Linked DNA regions of Homo sapiens: regions 1, 2 and 4 are each linked to region 3. Evidence: chromatin contacts called from ENCODE Hi-C or POLR2A ChIA-PET data. All regions are on one chromosome and are shown on one strand. Each heading gives the region's core, a stretch centred on a gene start or an enhancer-like site at or near the end of the contact. The rest is flanking DNA. Distances are from core to core; before and after follow the strand shown.

Region 1 (4,354 bases), core at 694-3,193, 650 kb before region 3:
GCCAATTTACCTATTGGCGGGATTTCTGGATATGTTCACTGCATCCACTTGAGCAGAGTGGACGATGGAAGATATAATCCCTGATCTAACAATAATGAATATCAAGTTACTTATGTATTGAGTACTTACCACGAGCCAGCCACAGTGCAAGCACTTTATAGAGCTGTGTCATTTAATGCTCATGCTCTTTATGTAAGTACCATACTGTCACCCTCATTTTTCAGACCAGGAACCAAAGCTCACAGAGGTGAAATGATCTGCTCCAGTTAACAACTAGAAATCTGATTTCAAAGCCCAATATCCATACCTAAGCCACAGCCCAGAAAGGAGCATGTATTCTTGTGGTGAAGAGAGGCATCCACATTGGAGATGGAATCCATGTCTAGTAATTCACAGGGTTAAAGAATCCAGAGTGAAGTGGACAGGAGAGACCATGCCACCTTTCACTGAGCTGGGAACAAAGCCACTACTCCTAACCTATCATGTGAAGCAGCTGCCTCAGCCCCACCCATTTTGCCTCTAGATTGTGCACAAACAATTTTGTGCTATTTCCGCCAGTGTATGCTCTGCAAGGCTCAGCAGGCCTCGAAAACACAGTGACAGAGAAATGGTACTGAAACCTCAAGCCCACCACTGAGGCTGTGCTGATACCCCAACAAGAAAACGGACATATTAGGTAATCCTGCCACGTCTTACCAGCTGCTACCCAAGCTCATGTGGAGAGACCTAGGGATTCTGAGCAAGGTCCCACGTGGCCGAGGCATGGGAGGGAGAGAGAGTGAGCTAAGCTACCGTGGGCCGGCAGTCAGGCCCACACCACAGCTGAGGAAGGAGCCGACTGGGGAGCTCTCTGAAACAGCAGACCTGGCATTGCTACCACCTGAAAATGATAAACAGATTCATACGTCCCTGCCCACACCCCGCACACATACACACACGCAACGCCCCTGCCACATTCACACATACATACATGCAGACCCCCCACCTATCCTGTTATCAGACTGCGGGATGATGGCCCTCAGTTTCCACCCAGAAGGAAATTAGGACATGTGACTTCAGAAACTTCAGGCTCGCTTTCTGTATCCCTTTTCTGTCTTCAAAGCAAACGCCACCCCCCCATTGAAAAGCACCCATCATTCTTTTGAGTTTCGTTTTTAACTTTAGTATGAAAAGCACTGCCCCTTCAAAAGGCATCTTTACTGTGAGACTGATGACAGCAAAGGAGCCTTCTCTCTGTACCCTGAAATTAAACCACACGGGTCTTCCCAGGGCACTCACCCTTGAGACAAATTTGTATAACCGAATTCATAGAAATATCTAAAAGTTGTTCCCTAAATGCCTGCCTCAATACTCCGGAATTGGGCAGATTTCATTTTCCCATGTTCTATGGATTCTAGAAATGCCCTTTATTGTTTGACAAGTGACTATGTCAACCTAAAGGAAAAGAATCTGCTTTGGAAAGGGGCTTGGCACCAATAACTATGTGTTCTGCAGGAAGAGGTAAAAAATGCTGTCTTGGTAGCAATATGAGACAGAGGGAGAGAAATTATCTGTGTGTGTGAGAGAGAGAAAAAGAGAGAGGGAGAGAGAATGACAGAGAGTGAGAACAAGAGAGAGGGAGAGAGAATGACAGAGAGTGAGAACAAGAGAGAGAGAGAGAGAGAAGGGGAGAGAGAGAGGAGTACTGGCTTTCTGTTACTTCTTTCTTATCAGCAGCTCTGGAAACCTGAGCCAGCAACAAATATTGCAAGGTTTTTTTGCACGCCAGCAAATTTGTTTCACCTAGGGTGCCTCTCCAGGGCCACCCCTCCAGTGTTCATGTTTTGTGGCTTTCGTGTTTCTTAGGAATTTAGAGTGCAGTTGCCTCTTGTGGGTCTGTGTGTCTCCATCAGTTGCAACACCTTACCCAGCCCTCTCCGCCTGTCTCTGCATAACAGGAAGCCACGTGTAATAACAAGAAGCTTGCGGAAGAACACTGCCCCAGAGCTGCCTCTTCCTCAGCACAAGGCAAAGTGGAGATTTGGCAATCAGAGGGCAAATTTTCTCTGTAGAAAATTCTTTGACAATGTAGCTGGTTAACTGCATATGCAAGCTACCTGCTTTCCCAGGCGTTAGTGTAAGGAAGAACAATTCTCATCAGGTAGGACTGCAGGATAATTAGTGCAGTAAGCTCTGCCCAACACCCTAGTGGTGTGTTACATTAGGAAGAGCAATCGAAGTACTGACCCCTCCATTGCCAAAGCTAGTCATTTATTTTAGGTAAGAGGTTTTGGTTCACTAGTCACTAGCATTCATAAATAAATAAGTGCATTAGGATGCTTGAAATATTTGTATTGCATAAGCATGGATGAATTATATGGCCTGAGTAATTCACAGGAAGGACCCTTCCAGGGCAATGCTCAAGTACTGGCAACTACCATCAAGCACTGGCCCTTGAGGAGGCTACAAGCCATTACAGCCTAACAGACGTCACTCCAGTCAGTTTCTGGGGCCTCTACAGGTCTTAGGGAACAGTGATTTTAAACTTTAACACTACTGAGAGTTAAAGTGACCAATGAATAATGCTAGCAGTGGGGTGGGCCCAGGAAACGAGTCATAATATGTTTCTCCTATTCTACAACCTGATAAAAAGATTTCATTAAAAACTGAGACAATTTGATCATGGATAAAGGATAGATGATACCAATGAATTATTGATTAGTTTTGTTAGGCGTGATCAGGACAATGTGGCTAGAAAATAAAATTTCCATATTTTTAAGGATGCATACTTAAGCATGGGGAAAATGTGTCTGGGATTTGTTTTAAAATATCTTAGCATAAAAGGGAATAAAAGAAAAAGAAAGGGATAGATAAAACAATGTGACGAAATATTCTGTTGAACTTCAGTAGTGGGTCTACATGGGGGTTCATTATATTTTCTCTGTTGTGTTTGGAATGTTGATATAATAAATGATCTTTTTAAATATTTTATTAGGCTTAAAAATAAATTCAATAGGCTTGTTGGGTTTTTTTTTTTTTACATGTCAACTATTGCTCTAAACTTCAACTTGTCTATTTTCCAAGGTCTGCATTTCAGACCTGTTACTCCTCAGAGCACAGCGGAATGACACTACACAGATGTTATACCACTTACGTACACATTCCCTCCCAGACAGATCCGCCTCCATATCCCTGCACTGTCACTTTATCAGCTGATGAATGGGAAGAACTGAGGGACTTACTGAGGCTGCCAGTATGGATAGTATTTCCTGTAAAGTCAGCTTTTACCCCAACACTTACTGGCAGAGAGAGAGAAAGGGCAGCAGAAACCGGAGGGAGCCCAAGGGTGGTCTGTGAGGGAACTCAGGAAGGAATGACCACCTAGAATTCTAGGTGACCTCATGGCAAGAGCTTCCATTTCCAAATTTCCATTAAAATGACAAAGGGACTAGCTCAATAATAACAAGGGGAGATCTAAAATGAAAGTAAAAGTAAAGAAGGATTCTATCTGCATGCCATTTGGGGGGAAGACGGATTTCTGCAAGATGTAGGATAGGCAAGGCTAAACTGAAGAAAGCTGTTGGTCTCACAACTCAATGCATATGGAACAGCCTGCCCCAGAGGGAGCGGAAAGGGCCCAAGAAAATCCTGCACTAACAACACCTAGAGAGGAACAGCAGCAGCATGGAGGCAGGGAACAGATGGAGACCTGAGAGCTCCTTCCAAGTGCGCACAGAGGTCTGGCTGGGGCATGTTATTTCCAGTTTACCCTGGGTGCCCAAAGTCAGGCCAGACAAAAAGTAACAGCTCTGTCCTGCTGGCTCCTCAACCAGGTCACGATACCAGTGAGAACAGAGGGTGCCTGTCCACCTAACCTGGAGCTACACAAGAAGAAAAACAAGAAGAAAATGAACTTTCCTTCAACAGAGAGGGTAGCTACCCTCCCTTAACCCCTTAACTGGATGCGTCTTAAAAAGTTACACATAAGCTTGCCATAGCACCCAGCAATTCCACTCCTGGGAATCTATTCAGGGGATGTGAAGGCACACGTCCATAACAGTTTTTGAATGTGAATGTTTCTAGCAGTATTATAGATGATGGTCAAAACTGAAAACAATCCAGAAGCCACAAACAGGTTACTGGATAAACAAAATGTGGGAAAGCCAAACAGCGCAATACTACTTGGCAACACCAAGGAGCAAAGGACTGATTCATGCCACACAAAGAACCTCAAAAACATTCAGCTAAGTGAAAGAACCTGAATGCAAAAGACAACAAATTATATGAGTCTGTGCATAAGAAATATCCAGAAAAGGCAATTCTGTAGAGACAGTGGTTGCCAGGACTGAGGGTGAGAGCAGGGATTGATTGCAAA
Region 2 (4,133 bases), core at 576-3,075, 570 kb before region 3:
TCTTTTGCATTCTCAACTCCTAAGTTAATACTCCCTGAAATCTATCCTACTGGGTTCTTCTGGACTCCATCTCATTCCTAGATTTATTGTAATTTTTCTTTCATTTCCAGTATAAATTCTCTAGCTAACACTTCTCCTCTTGTCCAATAAACTAGACCTCATAATAATAAAAATGACCACCAAGGAGAGTAGAATAGAGGAGAGAGAAGGAAGGTAGGAAGGATAGGATAGTGTAAGGGAAGTACCAAGTTAACAATGCTAGAATTTCCAGAATGTTCTTTATGGGCAAAGGGAGGGTCAGAGATTATGAGTGCTTATGCATTATTTGATTTTGTCTGTATTGTTCAAGGAAAATGAAATTTCTTTGAAAAATTCAAAGTATTTTTTGATAGGGAGGAAACACTTCTCCATCACCTTTGTGTCTAGGTAAAGAGCTTCATTGAAAAAATAAAAATATAACAGAAACTTATAGTGGGATTTTCTGAGGTTGGCACTAACAGATGTCTGTGGCCTCTGTCCACTAGAGCTATTTGAGCAGACCCTTACTGCCAGAAGAGACCACTGTAATGAAAACCTTAGTTAGTCCTCTTGGAATTATGTGGACTAAAGTGAAATTATTGAGCAAGGGGTCTAGGGACTTTGAGTGGACTGATGACTCCAAGGAGGGTCTGGCCTCCTGTCATTTGCTTTCTGCCTCTCAAATTTTGATAGCATATTTATACAACTGTCCAGAGCTACCATTCCCTCCTGGATAGGAATTTTGCCTGCCAGGTACCAGTGAAAAATGAGGACGAGACCTCTGGCCCCAGCTATTGGCAGAGAGTCAGGCTTATTGGTGTACTCCTGCTGGCTGGAGCATCACTGAGAGCTCACAGGCCACGTGCTGAGAGAACATCACCCTCAGCAGCACATTTGTCAGAAAGCTGTTCTCACCTGGACACCTGAATCCATTACAGGCTTTCCCCAAACCCAGCAACACTGGAGACCTGGCTTCTCTCTACAAATACTCTACCCTTCGAAATCTCAGTCTAGTGAACAAACCTTTTTCTCCATGCAGAGTCCAGGCCAGGTGTGTTGGGAACATAAGCCCCTGTCAAACACCTCATTGTACCTCCATCTGCAGAAGAGAAGCATGTTTTCCTGACCTTCCGCTGGTAATCACCATGTTTTGGGATGCATGGTTTTTCATTTTAGACATTGATGTCAATTTCAAACAAGTTATATTCCTACCACACTCCTAACAAACCATATTTTAAATTAACATGCAATATTCAGATTTTAAAGCAAAAGTGCAAGCTAAAATATTAACCTGTTAATTGGTTAATAGTTATAAGGCCTAATGACACCTTTGAATCAAAAGATATACTGTATTCTGCTTCATTTTGCAACAATACTAGGAGGTAAGAAACACTGACTATTTCCTGGGTGTCAGGTACACAGTACCTTATTTCATCTAATCCATGGTCAGCTCCTCTTTGGCTCTCGGTACTGAGGATGAGTTCTGGTCCCAGAGACCAGAGACAGCAGAGAAGACACAAAGTAACCACAGGCCTTTTTCCATTTCAGTTGGTAATACACCTCTTCGTTATGAGAGTTAATGCAAATGAGCACAATCTAAATGAAGCCCCGCGGAATTACTCAGAAAGGGGAAGGCAATGCAAGATTTCCAAAGGAGTCTTGCAGAGAGAAACAGGAGAGCCCTGGGTGGTAATAGCTATCTCATTTCCTGCTAGCACTTTCTCGCCACATCACACCACTTCTCTGTTTTTCTGCTTTATCAATCAGTAAAATGAGAGCCTCAAGACAATAAGGCCCATGGCCCAGAGATCATGATTAACTGCAAGATTCAAAATCAGCTGCAAGAGAACGAAGCTGTCACATGGGTTTCTAAAGAATATTTGCCTCTTTCACTAAAGGGAGAATGAAGGTTGCTTAACCTCTCTGTGAAATAAGTTTCAGTTCCTCTTCTATGAATGACTGGCTAAACTTCATTTTCTCTAAGACCCTCTAGTATTCAGTTCTCTTCCCACCTGCTTGGCCTAATCCTGCATGAGAGGCAATGATTGGGAGCAGGAAAAGAAGATATGTAATTTAGTTTCTGAGGAACAAGTCTTCTGGAAAGCTTTGTAATTAACCTATTTTCCCCAAAACTGATTCTCTGTCACCCTAGGACACTGACAATAAACCATACCCATGATTTATCTTCTTACCTACTTGCAGTAAAGGAAAGAATAATGAACCAAGAATTGCAAGACCAGATTCTTATCACAAATCTCAAATAACTCTGTAATATTTGCGTAAGTAGTTAACCACCCTGGAGTGCTTTCTTAATTGAAAAATAAGGGGGATCCAGGCATGGTGGTGCATACCTATAGTCTGTAAACCAAAAATAAAATTCTAAGGCCCCCCAACCATCTGAATGGGCCTCTTCTCTTGGCCAAGGGCATTCCAAAGTTAACCTGAAAATCCAGTTCAGTCCATGATGGGAAGGGGGTGCTAGACATGCTCCATTATACCCTCCTCCCTTTTGGAATTACTCATAGAAAAGACTTTTTGAGTCTGACAGGAAACATTTGCAATCTATTCTCTCTAAATCCTGCTACCTAGAGGCTTCGCTTGTGTAATAAAACCTTAGTCTCCACAACCCTTTATCTTAACCAAAACACTCTTTCTAAGTCTTTAGATAATAACTATTTCAATCAATTGCCAATCAGAAAATCTTTGGTTCTACCTATGATCTGAAAGCCCGCAGCTTCCATTTAACCTGCCTTTCTGAACCAAACCAATGTATATGTTACATGTATGGATTGATGCCTTATGTCTCCCTAAAATGTGTGAAACCAAGTTGTGGCCCAACCACCTTGGACACATATTCTCAGCATCTCCTGAGGGCTGCGTCATGGGCTATGGGTCACTCAAACCTGGCTCAGAATACGTTTTTTTCAAATATTTTACTGAGTTTGACTCTTTTCATTGACAAGTCCCAGCTGTGTGTGAGGCTGAGGTGGTGGGATTGCTTGAACCAGGAGTTCAAGGCTGCAGTGAGCTGTGCTCATGCCATTGCACTCCAGCTTGGGCAATGGAGTGAGACCCTGTCCCCTAAAAAAAAAAAAAAAGAAAGAAAATAAAAAGCAAAAGGGGGTTGGACCAGGTGGTCTCTAAGGACCCTTCCAACTGAAACTCAGCAGTGCACGTAATGTGGAAGAAAGGCATTTTCATCATCTAAAGTTCTGAAGCATTGAACTCAGCAGTGACCCAGCATGCACAGCAAATTGCCCCGGAGTAAAAATTGCTTCCTGGAAGTGTTATTGATAAGCACTTACTTTTCATACCAGGTTTATATTTCCTACAAGAATAGCTCGGTCCCTTATTTAGAATGTGATGCCAATTTCACTACAGTTATAATGTTGATTTGAGTGTAAAATTTCATGGAAAACACACTTCTTCTAATTATTGATTTTTGCTCTGCCCAGTAGCTAAGAAATAAATGAATACATGATCTCTCCTTCAACAGCCTGAGGTTTTTTAAATTAAGAAGGAGAAAATAAGAGCTCAAAAATACTTTTGAGTAAATGAATAGTAAAACATGTAATACTTTCCAAACAATTTATTTCCTGCCATTTATGTTCCACATGAAAGTGACTAAATTCATGGTTATTGCACCTCATCATAGTCCAGAAACTATAATAATAGGTTCTGGAGATACAGAAATTAAGAGATTATTATTTAGTTTGAAAAGAGAAAATAGAGTAAATGGTGAAAGGTAAGTGTATTAGTCCATTTTCATGCTGCTGATAAAGACATACCCAAGATTGGGGAATTTATAAAGAAAAAGAGGTTTAATGGACTTACAGTTCCATGTGCCTGGGAAGGCCTCACAATCATGGCAGAAGGCAAAAGACATGTCTTACGTGGCAGCAGACAAGAGAGAATTGAGAGCCAAGCAAAAGGGGTTTCCTCTTATAAAACCATCAGATCTTGTGAGACTTAATCAACACTATGATTCAATGATCTCCCACAGGGTCCCTCCCATAACACATGGGAATTATGGGAGCTACAATTCAAGATGAGATTTGGGTGGGGACACAGCCAAACCATATCAGTAAGGTAGTCATATTCAGCTTCACTTTAAA
Region 3 (3,991 bases), core at 866-3,365:
GTTCTGGTCCTGAGGAAGTAGGGAAATGGATGTTGGGAGGTGTAACTGGATTCTGCCGCCCTGACAGAGCCGTCAAGCACGGCCTCCCTGGCTGCGTCCTCCCATGAGGTGAAAACTAGGGCGCTACCAATGCGTGCTTCCTTAGGCCAGATCTGGGTCTTGGCACCCAATACTCCCTTTTGGCAATTGTATCTTCTCCATCAGCTCTTGTAAACCAGACACCATGGAATCCCTTGGTTTTTTAAGTTACTTTTATTATCCTTTATGTGCACCAATGCAAGCCCAGCCCAGTACAAAAACAGGAAAGGAAAACTCCCCCTACACACTCAAATTGATCTTCATACTACATTTCTTTTCTTGGGAATTTGTTTGTACTTAATAATAACTTCTTTCGAATCCCAAATACCTTTTCCACTCAGGGGCAGTACAAAGTCACGCGCAGTAGAACATGAACGGCGCAGCTTACCTCATGCGTGTCCATAAACTCACCAAAGGAACTTGAAGGGAGAACAGTGTCTTTATGATCCGGCGTGTCTTGGTACCTGCTTAAAGTCACTTTTGCTTGTGATTTAGCTGGATACACTTTGCATATATACATGAAAAATAATTTTTTTTCTGGGAATGTCTAAGGACTATCCAACACACAAAATGATTTCATCCTTTTCTGAATGAGAACAGCCCGAAAGTTTCTGGCAAATACGCAGGGTTCGTGAGATATGAAATTCAATTATGTCGTGGTACATAAGGTCCGCCTCTTCACGACTTTCAGTGGATTTTCTTCCCCTGGGAAGGAGGCCCCTCAGCCGCACGTTCCGAATCCCAGGCCGTCCTTGTACCTGAAGACCCAGTGGTGCGCTGCCCCCTTGTGGGAGATGTGGGCATTGCAGACCTTTCAACACAAGGAAACGGAATTTGTCTTTCAAATGCAGCTGGAAAAATCTATCCTGTTTAATTCCCAGGAGGCACGCAAGCCAAACTGGACCTTGAGAAAGACATTATCTTACAGAAATGTCTTCCAAAAATGTGATTGTGTTTATGAAGAAAACCCACTTTGTATATAACAACACTGCATAGCATGCCTATGCTTCTTTTTACAGAATGGGTTTTTTAACCAAAAGTTGGATCATTAGCTTTATTATAGATTCAGTCTTACTGGTAGCATCACAAGGCTAACTTCCAAGAGAAAATATTTGGCTTTTTATAAAGTGAGGAATTATTTTGTAAAGTAAATAGTACATGCCTCTATCTCCTACCAACCGTTTATTCTGTAAATTCTGATTTTAACGAAGCATTTCTCAGAGTAAGGACTTCTTTATACCATCACTTAACTTCCTGCAGGAATTCTAGAATTTCTCTCCATCTTCTTTGCACCAGATCCAATGTTTTGTTTTGTTTTGTTTTGTTTGAGACAGAGTTTTGCTCTTGTTGCCCAGGCTGGAGTGCAATGGCACGATCTCAGCTCACTGCAACCTCCGCCTCCTGGGTTCAAGCGATTCTCCTGACTCAGCCTCCCAAGTAGCTGAGATTACAGGCGCCCACCACCACGCCCGGCTAATTTTTGTATTTTTAGTAGAGACGGGGTTTCTCCATGTTGATCAGGCTGGTCTCGAACTCCTGACCTCGAGTGATCCGCCTGCCTCGGCCTCCCAAAGTGCTGGGATTACAGGCATGAACCACCGTGCGCAGCCATATAGCCACTGTTTTTAAAAGCCATTTCTGCACTACCAAGTTAGTGAGTAGCAGCCCTCCACCTGCCCACCTTTGGCGTATGGACCATGCAGCTAAAAGAAGCAACACAAAATAAACTGTGGTCAAAAGAGACTCACAGTTCTCCCTCACACCGGAGGCTGAAGACACTCACACTTCCTCCTTTTAAGTCTTCAACTTTTCTTCTTTATGACACCCAAGGCTTTCATGGCCAGTCAGAACGTCAGTGCCAGAAGAGGCCTTTGAGACCTCTGCACTCAATTTCTGCATTTGAAGACAGACCCAGGCCCTCATCTCCTGACCCCTCATCCAGTGATATTCTCCTGCACCTCCCTGAGGAGTTGCTCAACACTCTGATCCCTCCGAGAAGCCTGGGGTACCTCTAAATTTAACATGCCAGAAACCGAGAACTCTATGCAAACAACACCACTGCTCAGAGGTGATAAGGGTAAGCAAATAAACCACCAGGGAGAAACAGAAGCAGAGTTTTGGCTCTCACCACCCTGTAGATAAACAAGTGTTTGATCTGGGCTGAGCACATCCCTCATCTGGTGAGAGATAACATTCACACTCAGAGGGAGTCTGTGCTTGCAGCCAACAGGTTTGGAACCCTATTGAGCGCTGACCTGGCCGCACACAGACTGAACTAGGGCTCAGGAATGATGGACCAGGGGAAATTTTGTTACCACCCAGGGGGAAAGAGAGGGTCTTCCTGCATTCCTAAGAGCTCACAGGCTAAAGGGCCCTAAGAAAGCAGACACAGAAGACACAGAAGCCTCAGCTAAGGGGGAGTCCTGACGGCCACAGTCCCCACTAATCCACTATGGGCCACTTAGGGCTTGTTGTGAATTTTCCAATCTGTTCCGTAAAGCTTCCTAGGAAGAATGTCAGAAGCCTTATTCTCTTGCTCTCGGTTGAGGCTATGGAAGCTAAAGAAAGCAGTATATGCCAGGCGAGGTGGCTCACACCTGTAATCCCATCACTTTGGGAGGCCAAGGCAGGTGGATCAATTGAGGCCAGAAGTTTGAGACCAGCCTGGCCAACATGGTGAAACCCCATCTCTATTAAAATACAAAAAATTAGCTGCATGTGGTGGCATGCACCTGTAGTCCCAGCTACTTAGGAGGCTGAGGCAGGAGAATCGCTTGAACCTGGGAGGCAGAGGTTGCAGTGAGCTGAGATCACGCCACTGCACTCCAGCCTGGGTGACAGAGTGAGACTCCATCTCCAAAAAAAAAAAAAAAGAAAGAAAGAAAGACAGTGAATGAGGAGTAAACTTGGAGGGAAACCAGTGGCCTGTCTCTAGAGTCTTGATCAGGATCACATTTATAAAGATGATAATGTTGACAATAATAATAATAGCTGCTAATATTTGTGGAGTGCTTACTATATTGTTTCTCTCATGTTGTATTTTTAAATCCCCACCACAAAACTCTGGGGTAAATACTATAGTTTGTTGTTGTTGTTGTTTTGAGATGGAGTCACTCTGTTGCCCAGGCTGGAGTGCACTGGCATGATCTCGGCTCACTGCAACCTCCACCACCCAGGTTCAAGCGATTCTCCTGCCTCAGCCTCCCGAGTAGCTGGGATTACAGGCGTGAGCCACCATGTCTGGCTAATTTTTGTACTTTTAGTAGACATGGGGTTTCACCATGTTGGCCAGGCTGGTCTTGAACTCCTAACCTCAGGTGATCCACATGCCTTGGCCTCCCAAAGTGCTGGGATTACAGGCGTGATAATAAACTCTTAACCTCACCATTTTTGTATATAAGTGGAGGTCGTCAGAGCACTTTTTTCATCCATTTTGCTACTTGGACTTAAGGATGAAAGTCCTATTACAAACTGTTGTCACAGTGAATGTTGGCATTGGGAAGGGTGCTGGGGAGAACAGGGAAAGAGCACAGGAGCCTGAAAGGGGAGGAGGGGGAAGGGATTTCCACACACTCTCGCCACAGCCTGTTACCGTCTCCACGGCAGCAGAGCAGCAGGTTGCCTCCCCATGCCCACTCTCCCCTCCCGCCTCAACAACAGGAGCCCATTTTAATCACAGCACATAATAAAGACTGTATCTCCCAGTCTCCCTATCAGCAAGGTGTGGACACTGTGGAGCATGAGGATGGGCCTGTCGTCCAGAGGGGGTAAAAACAAAAGCATAAGGAGTCTGGCCCTGGTGATCTGGGAGCCACCATACCTGCCCTAGGCTGTTTACCTTGATGACTTTGACAATAGACAAAAATACTTGTTTCTTGTTTAAGCCAATAAGAGGTTAGGGCTTTCCCTTGTA
Region 4 (4,320 bases), core at 1,379-3,878, 610 kb before region 3:
GCCCCACAACAAAAAACTATCCAACCCCAAATGTCAATGGTATCTAGGTTGAGAAAACGTTAAAACCACAGATTGTCAGCTTTCCTGACATAACTCCCAGTTCCACAGGTCTTCCCAATAGAGGTAAGTTTCTTTGATATATTGGTAAGCCAGTTCCTACAGTTACACCTGGACACAGGATGCTGGAGAGGGGACTGGAAGTCCTGTGACTGAGTCAAGGGCTCTCCCCCATCAGAGGACTCAGATTATGATCTGAATTCTAGTTCATGTGACACTTATAAATGCATCCTACTGTAGTCCAGTCCTTCAGGGTGACAAACTTATAGATAGCATGGATAATGACAAGGGCTCCTCTGTATTTCATTATGTCCTTATTATTATTTTTTCATTAAGTAATACTAAATAACATCATCTGCTTGTTTTTGTTGGCTGAAGCATTCATTCAGCCAACAAATATTTATTGTGTGCCCAGTTAAGAACAAGCACTGTGCCCTATACTAAATGGGTGAAAACTGTCTGCTGGGGCTAGTGAACATAGACCACAGTACCTACAGCAGGAATTCTTCCTCAGGTGAGGATGAAAGTGGGGGGTGCTTGTCAAAATGCAGGATCCTGGGCCTTCCTCCAGAGATTCTGATTTTGTAAGGATGGTGCCCAGAAATCTGCATTTTTAGCCAGCACTTGATGTGAGTCTGATATAGGTTATCTATGGGACCATGCTTTAAGAAACATTGGTAAAAATCATGAAATTCACTCAATCAAATCCCAGACCTGAGTATATGCAGTCTTGAGCTCTAGTGTGGTAATTTCCTATATCTGTGAAAAAAATCATTTAACTATTAATTGTCTCAACTTTCTTGTTTTTTAAACCAAAGGAGAGTAAGACCCTAATAACCTGTGTTCAAACATAGGTGGAGAGAAGGCAGAATGACCTTATTTATGTAGAAGCAGGACACTTTCAAAGGAACAGAACCATATAATTTGTATGACATAGATTGAGCATTAGCCAAGTACATTTGTATCAATGATAGTTAGGAGGAAAATCTCTTGCTTTTGTAAGAGGTATGAACATTACCTTTTCTCTGAACTGACCTCAGCATACAATCATTCACAGCTTGATTAGGGAACGCTAATCTCCCCTAGTTATCAAGATAAATGGCTTCTCTGATTACTCTGTTTTCTTTCAAACCCTTTCTCAGACCTACATCATTAATGCTCCGCTTGTGACTTTTCAATGGAGCACTTATTTTAGTAGCACACTTAACCCCATTAGAGGTTCAAATCTAAACCTTTTTCCAAGCAAAATTCCTCCAAGCTGTTAGAAACACCTTAATACTTATCTATATCTAATATCAAGGAAGTTATCTCATGTATGGGTGAGATACATAAATGTAGGCAATAGTTTTCAGCCCGATTGCTCTGATGTGAATTACTGTGACCAATTTAGCAATAGAAGAAATCTATGTAAAGAACTTCATAACGAATATATAGATTAAACTTAATGTATCACTATCATCATTAGAAGGACAGGGTATGGATTAAAGGCCAGACTATCTCAGAAAATATGCCAGTCTCCCTTAAAATAATAAAAAATACATCTCTTTTCCAACTCATCTAAGAATTCCCTCCCATTCTGTTCCTTTAATTATATTTTTATTAAGTAAGGTCTTTATTATACTTTAGTACGTTTTTATGTTCCTGTCTTGTTTTTGTTGTCTACCTTTTGCTACTACCTTTTAATACACCTTGACTCCTGGGCTCACAAAACAGAACACCCATTGAATTTACTTACAGATTGAGCACTTCAAAAGACTCTAGTCTTTGTGCTCCTGTTCAGAACCATTCAAAATATGGATGAGTTTCCAAACAGGAAGGAAATGGAATATGCTAAAAACTCACAGTTTTGTGTGTAGTCTGTAGCCTTAAATCATCCGAAGTACCCCAGATCCTGCACACCAAGGAGTGCCATCCCACTGTTTTGTCCAAATGAAAGAGAACCCCCTCCCAGCATTTTAGAACTTGGACCTGGCATGCCAACTTAAATGCAAATGGTCCCTCAAACTCAGATTTGCTGCGAGATCCATTTTTAAGTAGACTATGCTCCCTGCAGACCAACATGCAAATGGTGCTCGAGTATACGTAAGAATCACAGAGGCAACGAAAAGACACCAACCATACCTATTTTCGCAGCCTCCACTTTCAGGTTGAAATCCCAGTTCCTTGGCAATTTTAGGGACATTTTGCTTCCAGTTTAAGTGAGTAGTTAGTGAAGCGGTGAGTCTGTCACAGTTTGCGCCCTTCTTGTCTTTTCACTCTTTCCCTCTGTTTTTGTGTCTGTTTTTGTTCCTCCTTATGATTGCTTCACAAGCAATCTTAGGCTTGAGGCTGATTTGCCAACGTGTCTCCTCCTTTCTCTTAGATGAAAGGTCCATCCATCTGTCACTGGAGGATGGCACCCAAACTCCCCCAGCCTCCACCCTCAGTCCCACAGGGGCTAGCACCCTGCTTTTCTTGCTTTCAGTTTTACCAGAAATATCCCAGTTGACACTTCCCTCTGCGTCATGGGAAGCAAAGCTCCTTTTCGAAAGAATCTCAGGCCTTACTGAGTTGAGGTCGTGATAAACAACTGCTGCCTCTTGGTTTTGTGTGTGTGTGTGTGTGTTTCTTTTTTAACTGTCTGCTTCCTTGCATTTGAGGAAGTGGGTGGCTGTTCAGTGAAGATGATACATTATGAGCACTCTTTCTTGAGAAAATGGTTTTTGGAAATGCTTGAAAAACCAGAATGGTTGCTTCTGTTATAAAAGATTACAGTTTTAATTAGAAGAAAATGTCGAAACTCCCATCATCTACTTCAACTCTAAGCTCTCCTCTTCCTCACCTAACGGATCAAGCATCCAAAAATGGTCAGAAAAACAACAAGCATTCCCCCAAAGTTATCTTCTTTTAAATTCTTCCTGCTGTAAGGACCATGTCGCAAGCTCTCCAGGTGCTCAGGATAAAGTTTGCAAGTGATCTCAGCCTGATGTAGGGAGGGTTTTGATGTATTTGGCTTAATGAAGCAACTTAAGCTAGGTCGACCCACTCACATATCCTAAGGGTTCTTTGGCATTGTACACAGGGTGTGGGCTTTAGAATCAGGGTGTGTGGGCTGTATACATGGTGTGGGCTTCCATTTGCTAGCTCTTCAACTTTTGAACAAGCAACTGAATCTTTCCAGACCTTAATGTCCTCATCAGTAAAATGGGGTTGATAATAACCACAACTCAAAGGGTTTTTGCAGAGGAATCTAGTGCAGAGCTTGACACAGAGTGGTTGCACCACACACATTAATTCAACCTTTATTCTATTCTATTTAGTTCAGTTCTGTGACAAGCTTTCATGTTTAACTGGGTCAGCCTAACCTAGTGCTTAAGCATTTGGGCCCTGGAAACAGATCACTGGTAGTCAAATCCTGGCTTTCCTGCTGTGGGACTATGGACAAGTTTCTTGACCACTTTGTGCTTCAATTCTTATCTGTAGATGGGGCAAATAATAGGGCTTACTTCATAGGCTGTTGTGAGGCTTTAGTAGAAAAGCCAGTACAAAGTGCTCAGAACAGTCACTGCTAGCCAGCATCTAAGCTGCACGCCTTGCTCCATTCATTCTCCAACTCTCCTAGATGACTCTGTCATACTTTCTTCTTCACCTGCCACTTGCTTACTCTTACTGACGACCTGGGTTCCCGTTTCATTGAGAAAATCAATGTAACTGAAAGAGAATGTCCACAAGCTTCCCTCACTCTATCTGCTCACCTACCTGCATGCAAGCTGTATCCCTGACCTTATTCTTGGTACAATGGGTGAACTGGCTGTTAACACTCTCCCATCCCTATTGCATCATCAATTTCTTCTCTCTCTTTGATCCTTCCTGTCAGCGTTCAAACTTACTATTTTTTATCCCATAAAAAATCTCTCTGGATGCCACCACCCCCTTGGGCTAGAGTCCCATTTCTCTCCTTCATTTCTGAACCAAGCTTTAGTAAGAATTGTCTAACTTGCAAATATCTCTCCTCTTATTCTCTCCCGAATCCCTTGGTTGATGTTTTTGCCCCTATGACTCCACAAAATATATTCTCATCAAGGATACCTACGACTTCCCTGTCACTAAACTCACAGGTCAGGGCTTCATCTTCATCTCACGGGCCCATCAGCAGTGTCGGACACATTTGATAGCTCTCTCCAACTCTGAGCCCTCTGTCCATGGGGCTCCCACGGCCCATGGTTGGCCTGGCTGTCTGCCTGCCTTTCTGGCTTTTCCGTGTCTGTTTTCTTGCTGATTCCT

What was found. Hi-C counts contacts between places; a loop is a spot of excess contacts on that map. ChIA-PET counts read pairs that join two places held with the same protein, here RNA polymerase II (POLR2A). Pooled maps may share reads with other maps.
Region 1: a map with no recorded cell type shows a loop between it and region 3 (5-fold over the local background). The contact joins two enhancer-like sites. A Hi-C loop is called at or near these places in 3 of 37 single-sample maps with no recorded cell type and 1 of 50 pooled maps. POLR2A ChIA-PET finds 5 or more read pairs at or near these places in 1 of 52 experiments (naive thymus-derived CD8-positive, alpha-beta T cell).
Region 2: a loop to region 3 is called in a pooled map, with 11 times the contacts of the local background. The contact joins two enhancer-like sites. A Hi-C loop is called at or near these places in 2 of 37 single-sample maps with no recorded cell type and 5 of 50 pooled maps. POLR2A ChIA-PET finds 5 or more read pairs at or near these places in 1 of 52 experiments (T-cell).
Region 4: a map with no recorded cell type shows a loop between it and region 3 (7-fold over the local background). The contact joins the promoter of ARHGAP25 here to the enhancer-like site in region 3. A Hi-C loop is called at or near these places in 4 of 37 single-sample maps with no recorded cell type and 3 of 50 pooled maps.

The regions. Positions count from the first base shown.
Region 1 is chr2:68,764,025-68,768,378 of GRCh38, reverse strand. All of the region lies in intron 1 of ARHGAP25 (Rho GTPase activating protein 25), which reads right to left. Among named protein-coding and RNA genes, the nearest start is that of ARHGAP25, 31 kb to the right of the region's middle. Within about 2 kb of position 1,943, at least 17 of the 41 ENCODE cell types and tissues checked have a DNase peak (open chromatin) inside an H3K27ac peak, as active enhancers do.
Region 2 is chr2:68,687,848-68,691,980 of GRCh38, reverse strand. No RefSeq gene overlaps it. Among named protein-coding and RNA genes, the nearest start is that of ARHGAP25, 45 kb to the left of the region's middle. Within about 2 kb of position 1,825, at least 4 of the 41 ENCODE cell types and tissues checked have a DNase peak (open chromatin) inside an H3K27ac peak, as active enhancers do.
Region 3 is chr2:68,119,440-68,123,430 of GRCh38, reverse strand. It overlaps the pseudogene PPIAP64. Among named protein-coding and RNA genes, the nearest start is that of DNAAF10, 36 kb to the left of the region's middle. RefSeq lists enhancers at 700-994, 1,843-1,922, 1,933-2,102, 2,333-2,492. Within about 2 kb of position 2,115, at least 4 of the 41 ENCODE cell types and tissues checked have a DNase peak (open chromatin) inside an H3K27ac peak, as active enhancers do.
Region 4 is chr2:68,733,119-68,737,438 of GRCh38, reverse strand. ARHGAP25 (Rho GTPase activating protein 25) reads right to left here and starts at 2,628. Exons shown (of 11, transcript NM_001007231.3): 1 at 2,179-2,628. The coding sequence starts at 2,239.